2 separate regions of the Homo sapiens genome follow, and region 1 is linked to region 2. A link is a loop called in an ENCODE intact Hi-C map of the cell type or tissue named here. Cell type or tissue: heart right ventricle. All regions are shown on one strand.

What was found. A loop is a pair of places that touch in the nucleus more often than their neighbours do. Peaks named below come from ENCODE experiments on the same cell type or tissue, not always from the same donor. Only the 100,000 strongest peaks of a DNase experiment are listed, where the experiment ranks them.
Region 1: a loop joins it to region 2, with 6 times the contacts of the local background. A loop is called at or near these places in 3 of 110 quality-filtered maps.

Annotation. Positions count from the first base shown.
Region 1 is chr19:7,921,885-7,929,884 of GRCh38, reverse strand. SNAPC2 (small nuclear RNA activating complex polypeptide 2) reads right to left here. Exons shown (of 5, transcript NM_003083.4): 4 at 7,538-7,850; 5 at 6,635-7,440. The coding sequence ends at 7,121. CTXN1 (cortexin 1) reads left to right here and starts at 3,750. Exons shown (of 2, transcript NM_206833.4): 1 at 3,750-3,918; 2 at 4,327-5,394. The coding sequence starts at 4,347. The coding sequence ends at 4,595. It overlaps TIMM44 (translocase of inner mitochondrial membrane 44), which reads left to right. Exons shown (of 13, transcript NM_006351.4): 11 at 1,719-1,808; 12 at 2,118-2,228; 13 at 2,579-3,167. The coding sequence ends at 2,698. It overlaps LOC124904629 (a long non-coding RNA gene), which reads right to left and starts at 4,480. Exons shown (of 2, transcript XR_007067120.1): 1 at 4,049-4,480; 2 at 3,075-3,312. RefSeq lists silencers at 247-541, 3,566-3,835, 4,366-4,455 and enhancers at 2,320-3,069, 7,717-8,000. In heart right ventricle, CTCF peaks have their summits at 422, 4,333 and 4,535 (motif pointing right); DNase peaks (open chromatin) are centred at 3,694 and 4,536; H3K4me3 peaks cover 1,788 bases; H3K27ac peaks cover 2,045 bases.
Region 2 is chr19:8,249,086-8,257,085 of GRCh38, reverse strand. CERS4 (ceramide synthase 4) reads right to left here. Exons shown (of 12, transcript NM_024552.3): 3 at 5,837-6,010; 4 at 2,470-2,587; 5 at 1,361-1,479; 6 at 1,207-1,264; 7 at 800-850; 8 at 376-468; 9 at 9-137. The coding sequence starts at 6,009. Among named protein-coding and RNA genes, the nearest start is that of CERS4, 44 kb to the right of the region's middle. In heart right ventricle, CTCF peaks have their summits at 3,690, 3,892 (motif pointing right) and 5,677; DNase peaks (open chromatin) are centred at 3,915 and 5,815; H3K27ac peaks cover 2,012 bases.

The sequences.
Region 1 (8,000 bases), 330 kb after region 2:
AGAGCGAGACTGTCTTAAAAAAAAAGAAATAATAATTTAGGGAAGGAGAGTCCCAGGAGAGGTGGTTGCAGCCATGAAGTAAAATGAGGTGTCTGGGGGCCGACTGCCCTATTTCAGGTGGCTGCAGTGGCCTGGGGTGCAGGCTGGGGCCGGGGGTCAGGGACAGTGTGGGTCTCCCACATGACTGGGGGGGGGCTGGGAGTCAAGTGGGGTTTGAAGGTGTCACCCATCCCACTTCCCAGGCCAGAGCAGAGTCCCTGTGCTCACCTCCCACGGGTCGTGAGAATGAAGTGTGATCACAGAAACCAGGGCAGTGCTGGCCCCGGGCCAGAGGGAACCCACAGAGGTAACCCTGGTAACCAAACAGCCCCTGGAAGAGTTGGGGGAGCTTTCATCGGTGACCCGGGGCCGCCACCTATGGGGCACGGATGGGGTTGCGGCAGTGGGTGCCCCTCCCCAGGCCCTGGGAGCCTCTAGCTGTCCTCACGACATGATCCTGAAACATAGATCCAAACAAAACATCGATAGTCTTCCCACACCAGGAAGGAGCTGTGTCCTGATGAGGCCTCAGCTGCTTCTCAGAGTCAAAGCTTGGGGTTCGGGGGCCACCAGCAGCACCGCGTACCTGGGGTCTGGTCTAGCTGTCTGCCCCATCCCTGGCAGCCTCCCTGTCCCTGCCCGAGTCCATCCCTGTGGGGCTCCCAGCTCTCATCTCCTCAGGCCACCTCATCTCACCCTATTCGCTCCCCGACCTGTGTGTTTCTTTCCCCTGGCTTCTTCGTATTAAGCGATCCAGAATCGTTCTTGGCTAATTCTATTCTGCACCCAGCTCATAAACAACTTGGAAAAAGCAGAGGAGAAGATGTCAGATTTTCTTTTTAAATACTCCCCTGCATGGTGACTAATCCAGCAGGCATTTATGAGTTTCGATGTGGATTTTTTTTTTTTTTTTTTTTTTTTTGGTTTTTTGTTTTGTTTTTACCTTGGGACCATTACGCCACAGCTGACTCGCTTTGCCAGGGAGCTGCTGGTGCCCTGGAAACACAGCTGAAGTTCCAGCCACGTCCACAGAAGTGTTTTTAAAATGTCACCTTTAAGAAACCGAACAAGTAGGATTGGCTCTGTTTTTTTTTTCTCTCCCCTCCGCGGATCAGTCATTTCCATAAAAAGTAGATGCTATCAGAACATCTTTTCTCTCATGGTTTCATGCCAAGCCCAGAGAAACCTCCAGCGAAAACGTGTCTCGGGGGCTGCTTCCTGTGCCTGGCACAGGCGCAGGGGGTTGAGGGTGACACTGGGGGCTGGTCAGTGACAGAGGCAGCCTCAGGCTGAGGACAGATCCTAGAAGAGGCGTTTGATCTCAGGCCAAGATTCAGAGTGCGGCGAATATGGAAGTATTAAAGATCAGCCAAGGGGCCGCCAGCTTAGCCCTGGGAGTAGATTTGGGATTTTGTTCCAAGAGAATCACCCACTTTGCTGATTAATCCTGTTTTCATTGGGTCATCTGGATAGAGTGTTGTTCCCAGGAGTGGGAAGCGTGTGATCTGGGCCAGTAAGTGGGTGGCACCTGCCTCCCCACTTGGACCTGGGTTCTTGGCCTCTGCCATTGCTGGCTGGCGGCAGGGCACCTGGGCGCCAGGGTGTGTGGGCAGCAGCTCTGTGTGGCGTGGTGCCCACCCTGGGTGGCATCACGCAGGCGTGTCGGCCTCTCATTGCAGACTTACAGCCAGCTGGCCCACCCCATCCAGCAGGCCAAGGCACTGGGTCTCCAGTTCCATTCTCGCATCCTAGACATTGACAACGTCGACGTAAGCACCTCGCAGTGGGGGCCCGGGCCACCATCGGGGGTGGGAACTATGGCCCAGACAAGGCCCAGGAGGTGGCCTTGCCAGGGGCTGGGGGCCATGGGCTGATCCAAGAGGTCTTGGGCTTGTCCAAGGGGAGGGTCTCGAGGGAGGCCTGGTCCTGGCCTGAGAGGCAAGGCCCACGGGGAGGGACCGGTGCTGGGCCTGGTGCTGGAGCCTTCTCCTAGCAGGGCCTAGGCGCAGGGGTTTCACCTCCAGGGGAGCAGCCGGGCTGTCCTCTGAGGCACATCCCCCCTCTCGGCCCCTCTGCAGCTGGCCATGGGCAAGATGATGGAGCAGGGGCCGGTGCTGATCATCACCTTCCAGGCACAGCTGGTGATGGTGGTCAGGAACCCCAAAGGCGAGGTGGTGGAGGGTGACCCGGTGAGTGAGGGAGTGGGATGGGGCAGGCACATGACACCGCCTGTCCCCAAGATCTGTGTGTGGCCACCTGGCAGAGACCCCAGCTCAGAGCCCTGAAGCTCTGGGACTGGGTGGGGATGTGGAGAAACCTCTGGGCCAGAGTTTGGGGTTGAGGGAGGTCGGAGACCAGCAGACCTGTCTGTTTTTACCAAGGCTGAGTGGTTCCTGAGTCTAGGCAATTGTGCTGGCCTCTGCTCCCAGCCCCTGGGGAAGTTGCCGGTGGCTCCTGCCCCACAGAGCCTGGCCCCCCCCCAGAGCTGCCTGGGTCACCTCAACCCTCTCAACAGTGCCCTTCCCACCCCACCCTGCAGGACAAGGTGCTGCGGATGCTGTACGTGTGGGCGCTCTGCCGAGACCAGGACGAGCTCAACCCCTACGCGGCCTGGCGGCTCCTGGACATCTCGGCCTCCAGCACCGAGCAGATTCTCTGAGTGTGGTGCCGGAGCCAGGTAGCCCCGGCCTGGGTCATCAGGCACAGAGGCACCGCAACACCACCTGCGGCAACTCCAGACCTCTGGGAACAAGACTGCGGGCTCTGCCCCCAGCTCTGCCAGGACGGCTGCAAGACCAGCTGGCCCGGGAGGGGACAACGGGCTGTTGCGGGTGCGCGGCAGCTGGAGACACTCCCCCGCAGGGCCAACCCCTGCCCTGTTGCTCTGCCCTGCAGGGGTCCCGGCGCCTGGTCACCTGGGGTGCACACAGGTCACACAGTGCCAAGAGGCCCCAGGGCCCAGGGACTCCCCCCACAGCAGGGTGGGACCCGGGACCCGCGGCTCAGTGGCCCGCTAGCCACGTCAGCCAAGCCACTTTAGGTCCATTTTTTAATTTTAACAGTGCTCTTCCATCTTGTGCATAAGCCTGAGATTTGGAAAGAATAAAACACCGAATTGCAGAAGAGCAGCTACGGAGTCTGAAGTGTCTTCTCTGGCGCGGGAGTGGCCGAGGCGATGGTGGGGGTGGGAGCAGGCGGCTGCTGTGGGAGGCGGTCAAGGTCGAGTGAGGAACTGCAGCCGCAGTGGGTGGACGCCTTGCCCAGGGCTGGACCCTGAGTTGGAAGACGAGGCCAGTGACAGACAAAACTAGGGGGACTTACTCATCCCAGTGACCTGCCTGAGCTCTCTGAGAATTGAGGTCCCCAGGGCCGGGGGAGCTTGAGTGCCCATATGAGTGTTTTAGGGCCACTGAGGTCCCCCCACAAACAGGGAGTCTCGAGTGGGGTCTATCGCGGAGGAGAATGCAGGCACAGGGCAGGCTGGGGGGCCCGAAGTGCCAGGGGAGGTGGGAGTGGCAGCTGCCCACTCCCCGGCGAGGTCGTGGGTGCTCGCGGGTCCTCGGGGCTGGGGTTCCGTCCTCCCGCAGGCCCGGGCGGGGTCGCTGGCTCGCGCGCCGCTCCCTGCGCAGCCTCCGCCCCCTGCAGCCCCGCCCCCCGCGGCGGCCCCGCCCCCGTCGCCATAGGAACAGCCGCGGCGGCCCGGCTCGCGCGCTGCTTGCCTGCCTCGGTCTCCGCCGCTCCAGGGGCGGGTGGGGTGGGCTGAGCCGGAGCCCGGGCCGCCGCCGCCGCCGCCGGGGAGAGGCCGAACGCGCAGCCGGCGCGGGTCCCTGAGAGAGCGCGGCCGCCGGGCGGTCGGTCCCCGTCCGGGTCGAAGCCAGGGTGAGGGGCGCGCCGGGGCGGGGGCGGTGGGGGAGGGGGTCCCAGGCCGCCGAGAACAAAGGGAGCGGGGGCAGGGGCCGCGGGGACCGTCCCCACGCCGCGCGCCCGGGCCGCGGCCGCGCTTTCGCACCTGTTGTGTGCGGCCCAGGCCGGGCGCGGCTCCGTTTCCCGGCTCTCAGCGCCCCCACCTGCGCGCACGGCCAGAGTTGGGTCCCCGCGTGGTGGTGGCGGCGATCCGGCGGGCCGGGCATGGGCGTAGCCCGGGGACCGAGGCGCGGGCGGGGGATGGGGTCGGGCACGTTAAGGGAGGCGGCGGCGGCGGCGGCAGGAGGGGGCGAAGCGGAGGAGGCGCGGGAGGGAGGGCGCAGCCTCATCCCCGGCGCCCGGGGCGGGTCCCCTCCTCCGCAGGGCGCGCGGCGATGTGAGCCATGAGCGCGACGTGGACGCTGTCGCCGGAGCCCCTGCCGCCGTCGACGGGGCCCCCGGTGGGCGCGGGCCTGGACGCGGAGCAGCGCACGGTGTTCGCCTTCGTGCTCTGCCTGCTCGTGGTGCTGGTGCTGTTGATGGTGCGCTGCGTGCGCATCCTGCTCGACCCCTACAGCCGCATGCCCGCCTCGTCCTGGACCGACCACAAGGAGGCGCTCGAGCGCGGGCAGTTCGACTACGCGTTGGTGTGAGGGGCGCGGCGCCCCCTAGCCGGCCCTGCGCCGGGGTCTCAGAGGGCCGGCCCGGCGGGGGGCGCCGCGGGGCCAGGACTGCGCTCAGGATCCCGCCCCGGAGCCCCCAGCCCGGGGGAGAGGGGGAGGGAGTTGGGAGAAGCCCAGCCCCTCCCCCTCGAGACCCCTCCCATGTCCCTTCCTGGCCTGGCCGGAGCCCCACCTCGTGCCTTTATCCGCCCTGTCCCTTCCTCTCTGCGCATCTCACCCGCCCGGCTGGCCCCCACCCCCGACTCTGAATCCCGGGCGGGAGGAGGACCCCCGCACCGCCCCCTCCCCAGCGTGTAAGTGGCTCTGCTATTGTGCGTCCCTGGAAGTGGGGACCCCCTTGTCCCTCCTCCCTCCCCTGTTGTCTGGCCGTCGTCAACCCCACCTTGACTGAGTGTTGAGCCCGTCCTTGGGCTCTGGTCCCTGCGGGGCAGGCTCTCCCGGGCCCACGGGGCGGACGCTGCATACCAATTTGCCCTGCACCGCCTGTCCCGGAGACGGAGCCCGAAGGCCTGCCATGGCGGCTGTGTCGAGGATGCGTGGCGCCTGCCGTGGCGGGACAGCGTGGGCAGGCTCATTTCTGCCCCCAACCCGGGCCCCAGGACAGGTCAGCGCGCCCTGCCCCGGTGCCCACCGCTGCCCCCCATCCGCCCTCCTGCCACTTGCCCCTGACCCCCCTGCCGTGCCTCCCGCAGCCCTCCCATGCCGTTCCACTCCTCCCTGCCTCTGAGCCGAACATGATAATAAAAGCTATTATTGAGCGCTTACTGCATGCCAAGTAGCGTGCTGAGTTGGCACCTCCTGTTTATAGCCTGTCTCCTCTTCGGGATCGTGAGAATGAGCCAGGCCCTGTTAGCATCCCTATTCTACAGGCCAGGAGACCGAGGGCCAGGCAGCTCCAGTGACTGACTTGCCCACAGTCACATGGCTAGAGTCTGGTAGGGCTGGAAGTGGAACCCAGGTCTGGCTTTTGCATGTTTTTAAAGCTTCCCAGGGCTGCAAAGACACCAAGATCACAAGCACCTTTCACCGGCTTTGGGGGGGGGGGCTGATGTGTAACCCCCAGCTGCCTCCCCTCCACACACAATTCTGTTGATCTGGGGAGGCGCCGGGGGTGGTGAGAGAGACTCAGCCCTGTGGGGAACTGGGAGGCGCACCCTCTGCCAGCCCTGGAGGGAGGCTCCGACGACCGACCGTACCTGCAGCCTAAGCCTCCTCCCCCTGCCCACCACCATTGGCAGCGTTTGTGGGTCTGGTGCGGTGGGGCGGTGACCACGGACGGAGTGGGCTGGCTGTGCTCCAAGGCCCTCCCAAGAGATGTGCACCCCAGGGGAGCCGTGTGCAGTGTGTGGGGGGAGGAATGAGCGTTTCTATAAAAGGCAGGCTGGGTGAATGCACAGGCTCCGAGAACGGAGAATTTACCGACTTGGATTACTAGCTGGGCGTGGGACGCGGTGCCGTGGGAGGACATCTGCTTCCCTCTCTAGGACCCGACCCTCGGTCCACACCCACAGGGCAGGTGAAGCTGATGGAGGGGGCCTCAAGCGGGGTCCCAGCACCCCCAGGGGTTTGGGGTCAGCCCTGACTCCAGTACCCCTCCCTCCCCGCCTTCTAGGGATCCTTGAGGTCCCAAAGCCACCCCAGGGGACACTCCACTCCCACTAGCCTCCTGCCACTCGGGGCAGCCCACCCCTATCTATCTTCCTCTAACCGCCCAGCCTGGGGCTCAACTCCTTCCACCGGGTCACCCCCACTCTCTGCTGCCTTCTCCCCTCCACCTGTGCGATGTGATTTTGCCCTACTCTGAAACCCATCCCTGACGCCTGTCCCCAAGGTGCCCTGCCGGCTCTCCCCATCCACACTTGTCAGCTTCACAGTCACCAAGGGGCTCCTCACCCCAGGCCTCATCACACCAGTCAGGTGGCAGCTCTCCTCCCTGGCACACACCCCCAGCCCTGTGACCCCCAAGCTCTGACACTTCAGGGCCCCCACTTCCATCTTTAAGTCACAGGTGAAAGAGAAAGAGAATGATAACTTTATTCATGGTCACAGAATACCCCCGGGAAGGGGAAGGACCTGGCAGCAGGGAGTAACCACGACTGGTCAGTTGAAGAAGGTGAGGATGCTGGCCCCGAGGTGTACAGGAAGGGGGAAAATGTGCGAGGGCCTTTACGGTGGGCAGTGCCAGCTATGGCCCCCCAGCAGACAACAAGGCACAGTGGGGCTTGGGGACTGGGGGAGGCCAGCCCTGTCCGCCTGTCCTTGACATCAGGAGGCTTGTGAGTGGAGTCCTGCAACCCCCACCCAACCCCTGTACAACGGGGGTTCCATTTCTGAGACCCCCAAAGTATGGGGCATCTTAGAGGCCCGCCCCACAGCTGAGCATCATCTCAAGGACCTTCCCCCATGACGGGATCCTCAGAAAGAGCCAGGGCCAGCCGAGCAGAACCGAGGGGCAGGGCGGGGGGCCTGGTGTGGCCTCCTGCCCGCCATGCCCCTCACCTGGCAGGGGTGGCTGCCCGACCCAGAAGCTCCAGGGGCACCAGGAACGGGTTCAGGGGACAGATCCCAGCTGCTTGCCAAGGCGATTTCAGTTCGCTGTGCTCGGCCTTCTCGGTGGCTGGGGGGGTCTCCTCTGGTGCCTTGGAGCCAGCCCCATCCCCTTCTGCTGCAGGCCCCAGGCTCCCTCCAGCGGGAATGGGCTGGGGGGCTGTCAGGCGTAGGTACGTCTCCGTCATATGCTCAACCAGGGCTGTGCAGGGCAGGAGTGGCAGCTCCTCTGGAAGTGACATGAGCAGGTCGAGGACCACAGCGGACTCTAGTGATGGATGGAGGAGAGGGGTAAGGGGACACCCCTGCCTGCTGCCAGGGACCCTTGATCCCTCTGCTCCTGCCCCCTCCCTCACCCTTCTCACCAGCTGCTGAGAGCTCGGGGCTGCGGCCACTTCGGGAGACAGAGGACAAGTACTTGTAGATCTTCTCAAAGTCCACAGCAAAGTCTTCTTCAGTGGAGGGACCAGCCGACGACTCAGAAGGTTTCTCAGGGGCAGGGTCAGGAGTCCTGGGTGCGGAGCTAGGTGCAGCAGGGGCAGAGCTAGGTATTTCAGGGGCGGGGTCTTCCTGTCCTCCAGGGGCGCTCAGGAGCAAAGGCTTTCCACGGGCCTGCGTGGGCTTGGGGGGCTTGGAGTGCAGGAGGGTGACCGGTTCCGTGGCCGCGATGGTGAGCACCTGGCAGGCAGAACAATCAGGGAGGAAGAGGAGCTGGGAAGTCTTCTCACCGTCTACACATTCCCCCATCCTCCCTGCCACCCTAAGATGCTCCTCAGACAAGAGATGGCCTCAGAGCCAGGGACACTGAGGCTCGAGGTGTCCAGTGAC
Region 2 (8,000 bases):
GGGCCCACCTCCAGCAGGTAGTCAGAGGAATCGTGTAACAGCAGCACCAGAGAGCCAATGCGCAGCAGGTTGGCACTGTAGGAGAAGGTCATCAGGATGACCGCCACGAAGTGGTGTATCACCTGCTCCTTGAAATCCTGCAGTAGACGGTGGGTCATAGTGGGGACGAGGCTTGATGCTGGAAGGTCCCCCACCCTATGGGCCAAGAAGTGGGTCCTTTCAGGGGGTTGGTGTGGCCTCTGGGCCCATGGCCTCTATATCTCCTGCAGGAGGCACCAGGGAGCTCTCAAGGTGCGGTTGTAAGGCTGCCCTACCCCCCAGCACCCCAGCATCCCGGCCAGAGACTGGGTCTTCCAGACTCTTATTTGGCCTCACCTTGCGCTTGACATCAAAGGGCAGCCTGATTAGCAGTGAGAGGTAGAAACCCAGCTCCAAGAGGTACCACCAGTACAGGGATGGCTTCAGAGTCTGCAGCAGGACAGGACAAGGTTAGCTGTGGGGAGCGAAGGCTCCAATCGGGCAGGGGTATGGCTCCGGGCCCACTCCGTTTGCTCAAAACCAGGATACTTGAATCCCAATGAGTGAGCTCCCCATCCCTGGAGGTAATCAAGGGCAGTGGTTTGGTGGAAGCTCCTGCTTGGTTTTCTGGCCCCTCTCTATTCCCCAGAGGAATCAAAGAGCGTGGGACTCAGTGGGGAATGACAGTGTAGTGTCAGGGTTCGGGTCCCATGCCCATGGCTGCAGCAACTGTGATCATCGCCCTCACCCTCCAAGCATTCACACACACTCTGCCACTCACCTGGTTTGGGTACCTGTCCCAGCACATTACTGGTGCCCACAGCCATGACTCCTGCAGGGAAATGGGTGTCAGGCTGTGCAGAGGTGAGAATCCAACCTCCCACCCTGGGTCTGCGGTCTCTTTGGTTCTCCTTCCACAGTCACATAGATGCTACCTTCACCCAGCCCTGCTTTTTCCTGCTTCTCACTCTCGACTGGGGGGCTCATTCACTGCAGAACCCCAACTTTTGGTGCATAGTAAATCCAAATACCTGTTGAGTGAACATTCACCACCATCTTGCAAAGCTCGCTCTCTCCTCAGCTGCATGTTTTCCTCTCTGGCTGCACCACTCCACACCCCCACTCCTGCCAGATCTAGGCCAGGTGGATGGGGCAGGTGAGCAGTCAGCTATACTCTGGTATACTCACGTGGTACAGGACCGAGAGGCCGCCCACGAAGGAGGACAGGTAGAAGAGAAACCTCCAGCTGTGGATGGGGAGGGAGCTGTGAAAATAGCAGACACCCGCCCCGCCCCACCCCGGCCCGCTTCCCTGCACCCCAGAAGCCCCATCCTGGGCTTACCTGGCCTCACAGAACTTCTTGGTCAGCTGGGGTCGATCCTGGTTCCGGCGTCTCCGGAACCATCGCTGGGTCTGCTGCAGCGTGAGGCCACACTGGGCGGCCAGGAGAGACAGCTGGGGCTGGGGAGGGGGTGATGAGGACAAGGGTCACAGAGGCCCTGTGGTGGCTTCCCCCATGTCCCCAGACAGGACTTGGCTCTGCCCTCTCCACTGCAGGCCCACATCTTGCCTACAGGGTGACCATGTCTATATGGAGGGGCAGTGTTGGGGGTCCCAGCGTGGGGCCCTGCAGAACACTTGGGCCCTAAGAGAAGCAAATCCTGTTCATAGGGCAGGCAGGTCGCTGACGGGGATGGGATTAAGAGAGATGCTGGCGTGCAGCATCCCCTACCCCCGGATAGGCTTCCCTGCGTCCCTCCAGAACGGTCAGTTCTCACCTCCAACCTAGACAGGCAGTTGAGACCTTGCCCCAGCCCCAAGCCCTACCTGAAGAGGGAAATTGACAAGTAAAGGGGGAGTCACGTCTAGCTCTGCGGAAGCTGCCCTGTCGCCTCTAGGGTATGTGGTCTTCACCATTCCCCACCCCACTCAGGACGCAGCCACGCCTCCACAGCACAGACCCTGTCCAGCGGGCAGCCACACCAGAGACGGGAATGGAGGGAGGGTCACAGGGCTGCTTCTGTTACTCCATTCCCTATCAGCTCAGACCTTCCATTCCTCCCCAGGATAGGAGAGCAAGCAACTACTCTCACTCTCCTAGAATCTGTCCATTGTGCAACTGTGCCCACTAAGGCTCAGGGAGGCTGGGAGGGGAGGGGCCCCATCTCCCAAGGAGGCTGGGAAGGGGGGGGTCCTCATCTCCCAGGGAGGCTGGAAGGGTGGGGCTCCATGTCCCAGGGATGCTGGGAGGGGTGGGGCGTCGTTTCCCAGGGAGGCTGGGGGGTAGAGCCCTTTCCCAGGGAATTGAGGATGAAGAGTGGAAAGTAGGGGCATTGCAGGGGTGCCTGCAGCCACCTTGGCTTCTCCTGCCCCAACAAATGGGCCACACACCATCCCCACGCCCCACCCCCAGGGCAGTAGTGCGGGTCGGAGGGCATGGGGGGCTCTCACCTCCTTGGGCCTGTGCCCTTCCGTGAGGAAGTGTTTCTCCAGCGTGGCGTTGGGCTTCACTTGCCTCCTGGTCTGATCCCTCACACCCAGCCACCGGCTCAGGGGCAGGCCAATGAATCTGGGTGCAAAGGAGACAGAGCCTATCAGCCCAGGTGAAGAGATGGGACTGCCTGTGTGTGGGGGCAGACATGCTGCCGGTGGGATAACCAAGTCTCGGAGGGGCAAAGTTACAGGCTCAGAGAGCACAGCTGGCACATGGCAGGGTGTGTAAGACTTTTTTTTTTTTTTTTTTTTGAGACAGAGTATTGCACTGTCACCCAGGCTGGAGTGCAGTGGCGCGATCTTGGCTCACTGCAAGCTCCGCCTCCCGGGTTCACGCCATTCTCCTGCCTCAGCCTCCCGAGTAGCTGGGACTGCAGGCGCCCGCCACTACGCCCGGCTAATTTTTTGTATTTTTTAGTAGAGACGGGGTTTCACTGTGTTAGCCAGGATGGTCTCGATCTCCTGACCTCGTGATCTGCCCACCTCGGCCTCCCAGAGGGCTGGGATTACCAGCGGTGAGCCACCGCGCCCGGCCTAAGACTTGGTCTTTCTTTTCCATCTGATCAGAGGGTTTGGAGGCCCAGAGTCAGAAAGGCTCGTGGGGCAGGACTCGATTTTCCACTTATTCCTGGCCTCATCCCCTGGGGCCCTGGAGGGGTGGCCTGGCTGCTGCGTTAGACCAAACATAAGAAAGGCAGCTGACTCATGCCTGTTATCCCAGAACTTTGGGGCTGAGGTGGGCGGATCACGTGAGGTCAGAAGTTCGAGACCAGCCTGACCAATATGGTGAAACACTGTCTCTACTGAAAATACAAAATCATCTGGGTGTGGTGGCGTGCACCTGTAATCCCAGCTACTCGGGAGGTTGAGGCAGGTGAATTGCTTGAACCTGGAGGTGGAGGTTGCAGTGAGCCAGGATTGCATCTACTGAAAATACAAAAAATTAGCCGGGCGAGGTGGCGGGCCCCTGTAGCCCCAGCTATTTGGGAGGCTGAGCTGAGGCAGGAGAATGGTGTGAACCCAGGAGGCGGAGCTGGCAGTGAGTCGAGATCGCACCACTGCACTCAAGCCTGGGTGACAGAGCAACAAGACTCTGTCTCCCCAAAAAAAAAAAAAAAAAAAAAAGGCAGCTGGACCTTTGTCTGTAGGGTGAGGGTGTGCAGACCAACTCTTGGGGTACCCAGGTACCTTTGCCCAATCCCAAACCAGGGACAAGAGTCTCTTCACTGCCTGTCTCACTGTGGCCTGGGTCCTGGTCTGACCCCCCGCCAGTCTAGGGGCTCCCCATGGGCAGGGGCTGGGGCTGTTCCCGCTCCAAGCCCCTCCTCCCAGCATCCCCCATTCCGGGGTAGAGGCTTGGAGATCAGGGACCCTGGTCAATGGCCACGTTGCCCACAAGAGGGCGCGCCAACACCACAGGTGGGGACCGAATTTTATATCCACCATCCCTCCTAACATCCTGCCTCATTTGGTGAAAGGCTCAGAGCAGCCTAGCAAGGAACTCATTGCAGAATAAATCATGATGCGGAGAGAATGAGCGCTTATTATCTGCTAAGCATGGGGCCAAGTCCATGTGATACATTGGCTCGTCTAACCCTAACTCAGTTCCTATTGTCCTAATGGGTAAACTGAGGCTCAGAGACATGCCCAAGGTGACACTGTGAGCAGGTGAAAGACCTGAAATTTGAACTCAGGATTCTGGTTTTTGTTCCTGCCTCCTGCCTCTTAAAGTCTCATTTTGGAGGTGGAGGGCGGGAGGATTGCTTGAACTCAGGAGTTCAAGACCAACCTGGGCAACATGGTGAGACCTTGTCTCTACTAAAAATACAAAATTTAGCTGGGTTGTGGTGTCACTTGCCTGTAATCCCAGCACTTTGGGAGGCCAAGGTGGGTGGATCACCTGACGTCAGGAGTTTGAGACTAGTCTGGCCAACATGGCAAAACCCCGTTTCTATTAAAAATACAAAAATTAGTCAGGTGTGGTGGCACATGCCTGTAATCCCAGTTACTTGTGAGGCTGAGATAGGAGAGTCGCTTGAACCTGGGAGGCAGAGGTTGTAGTGAACTGAGATTGTGCCACTGTACTCCAGCCAAGGTGAAAGAGCAAGACTCTGTCTCAAAAAAAAAAAAAAGTTAGCCAGCCATGGTGGCATGCCTACAGTCCCAGCTACTGGTGGGGATGAGGCTTTTGTTCTTTTTTTTTTTAGATGGAGTTTTGCTCTTGTTGCCCAGGCTGGAGTGCACTGGCATGATCTCAGCTCACTGCAACCTCTGTCTCCTGGGTTCAAGCAATTCTCCTGCCTCAACCTCCTGAGTAGCTGGGACTACAGGCATGTGCCACCACACCCAACTAATTTTTTGTACTTTTAGTAGAGACAGGGTTTCACCACGTTTGTCGGGCTGGTCTTGAACTCCTGACATCATGATCCGCCCACCTTGGCCTCCCAAAGTGCTGGGATTACAGGCATGAGCCACTGCACCCAGCCTAATTTTTGTATTTTTTTTTTTTTAATAGAGATGAGGTTTCACCATGTTGCGCAGTCTGGTCTCGAACTCCTGGACTCAAGTGATCCACCCACCTCAGCCTCCCAAATTGCTGACATTACAGGAATCAGCTACCACGTCTGGCCTAGATTCAAAAAAAAATTTTTTTTAAGGGCTAAAACCCCTGCGTTTGAAACTGGAAAACCCTCCGCCCACCCCACTGTCCTTCACAGAGGCCCTGGGATGCCTTTGGGATGGGATAACACCCCAGCTCACATTTTTTTTTTTTTATGGAGTCTTGCTCTGTTGCCGAGGCTGGAGTGCAGCGGCACAATCTTGGCTCACTGCAACCTCCACCTCCCAGGTTCAGGCGATTCTCCTGCCTCAGCCTCCTGAGTAGTTGGGATTACAGGTTTGCGCCCAGCTAATTTTTGTATTTTTAGCAGAGACAGGGTTTCACCATGTTGGCCAGGCTGGTCTCGAACTCTTGACCTCAAGTGATCCACCCGCCTCAGCCTCTCAAAGTGCTGGGATTACAGGCGTGAGCCACCGTGCCCGGCCTCCCATCCCTGTTTTATGAAGATGCTGGCATACCCAGCTGCAGGCTGCAGGCAGTGCAGTGTTCCTATAAACCAGCTGCAGTCAGTGTTCCTATAAACCAGCCATCAGAGGCCAGAAGTGTGGGTGGTGGCGGCTGGGGGCAGGCTGGAGCCAGGGAACGCGCTTTGGTGCAAAGCCAGCTTCTACTCGGGACATGCTGCAATGGCAAATTGCACACAGGGCACGAGCACATACTGGAGCGACTGCGGGGGCAATGGATTGCGGCAGGGCAGACACTCACCTCTCAAAGGCAAGGCGCATGGCCAGGAGGACCAGCGCCAGGGGCAGGGCTGCCAACAAGTCCTGGGGGTGGGGGTAGACACGGCCATCCCGGTCTTCTAGCTCTGTCCACGTGACATTGGGTGGTAACCAGAACCTGTCCTGCCAAAACCACTCGTTGAAACTGGACAGCATTCTGTGGACACAGGTTCCAGTTAGCTGGGAGGTCTGCAAGCAGAATGGGTGGGGCAAGTGGGGCCTGAGAGGCTGGAGCCTCAGAACTCCTACTCGGGCCCCTATCAGCGCAGTTGACAACCAGGAGGCAGGACTGGAAGATGGAACTCCCCTTGCCTGGGACTTTGGAACTGTCCTCTGGTCCCAGAAGAGCCACCACTTCATTCTCATCACTCCCACTCCATTGCCTGGTCAGTGTTAAAAGGCAGAGTTGGGCTGTGTGTCCTCAGGCAAATGACTTGACCTCTCTGAACCTCAAGTTCATCTGTAAAACAGAGTAGTAGGCCGGGCGCAGTTGCTCACGCCTGTAATCCCAGCACTTTAGAAGGCCAAGGTGGGTGGATCACGAGGCCAGGAGTTCAAGAGCAGCCTGACCAACATGGTGAAACCCTGTCTCTACTAAAAATACAAAAATGAGCTGGGCGTGGTGGCACATGCCTGTAATCCCAGCTACTCAGGAGTCTGAGGCAGGAGAATCACTTGAACCTGGGAGGCGGAGGTTGCAGTGAGCCGAGATCGTGCCACTGCACTGCAGCCTGGGTGACAGAACAAGACTCCATCTCAAAAACAAAACAAAACAAAACAAAAAAACAGAGACAGTAATACCCAGGCTTCTCAACCTAAAGTGCTTGGCCGATTGATCTTTAACAAGAGTAATAATAACACAGCCCAAAATAGTAGTTATTACTCTGCACTTAACTGATGCCAAGATGGTAGCCAGAAGTCAAGGGAGTGGCTGCTTGGGGTCAGAAACTTGAGTCGTGGCCGGGCACCATGGCTCATGCCTGTAATCCCAACACTGTGGGAGGCTGAGGTGGGCAGATCACTTCAGGTCAGGAGTTTGAGACCAGCCTGGCCAACATGGCAAAACTCCATCTTTACTAAAAATACAAAAATTAGCCGGGCGTGGTGGCAGGCGCCTATAATCCCACCTGCTCAGGAGGCTGAGGCAGGAGAATCGCTTGAACCCGGGAGGAGGAGGTTGCAGTGAGCCGAGATCATGCCACTGCACTCCAGCCTGGGCAACAGAGAAAAACTGTCTCAAAAAAAAGAACTTGAGTCCTCAAACGTCCAGGAAGGTTTCTTTCCACTGCAGGAAGCTGCCTCTGAAGCAGCCCCCAAAGATGAAGGATTTAAAGAAATCCAGAGGCCGGGCTCAGTGGCTCACTGCCTGTAATCCCAGCACTTTGGGAGGCCGAGGCAGGTGGATCACGAGGTCAGGAATTCAAGACCAGCCTGGCCAACATGGTGAAACCCTGTCTCTACTAAAAATACAAAAATTAGCCAGGCATGGTGGTGTGCGCCTGTAATCCCAGCTACTCGGGAGGCTGAGGCAGAGAATTGCTTGAACCCGGGAGGCGGAGGTTGCAGTGAGCAGAGATCAGGCCACTGCACTGCAGCCTGGGTGACAGAGCAAGACTCTGTCTCAAAAAAAAAAAAAAAAAAAAAATCCAGAGTTCCTTTCCTGGCCATCTATGGAAGGTAGGCTCCTCTCTAGGTGGGAATTTCAGGGGGGTCTCTTGCTATCCCAGAGCCCACAAAGCAAGAGGGTAAGAGAGCCTACTGCATAACTGAGCTTGCCTGATAATGGAGTGGCGGTCGAGGTGGGGCAGCTCCGGCCAGCGTGTCCCAGCCTGCTTGAGGAGCCCAAAGAGCTGCTCCCTTCCCTGAGATCTTGAGCCAAGGGTCCAGCCTACCACAGTGGTTCCCACTCAGAAAGTTTGTTCGTTCATTCGTCTGTCCACGCATCCCCCTGTCCATCTATCTACCGATCCATCCCTCTATCCACCCATCCAAACATCTGTCCACCCACCCATCATCCATCCACCCATCGTCCATCCACCCATCCAAACATCTGTCCACCCACCCATCATCCATCCACCCATCCAAACATCTGTCCACCCACTCATCATCCATCTACCCATCATCCATCTGTTCGCCCATCAAAACAT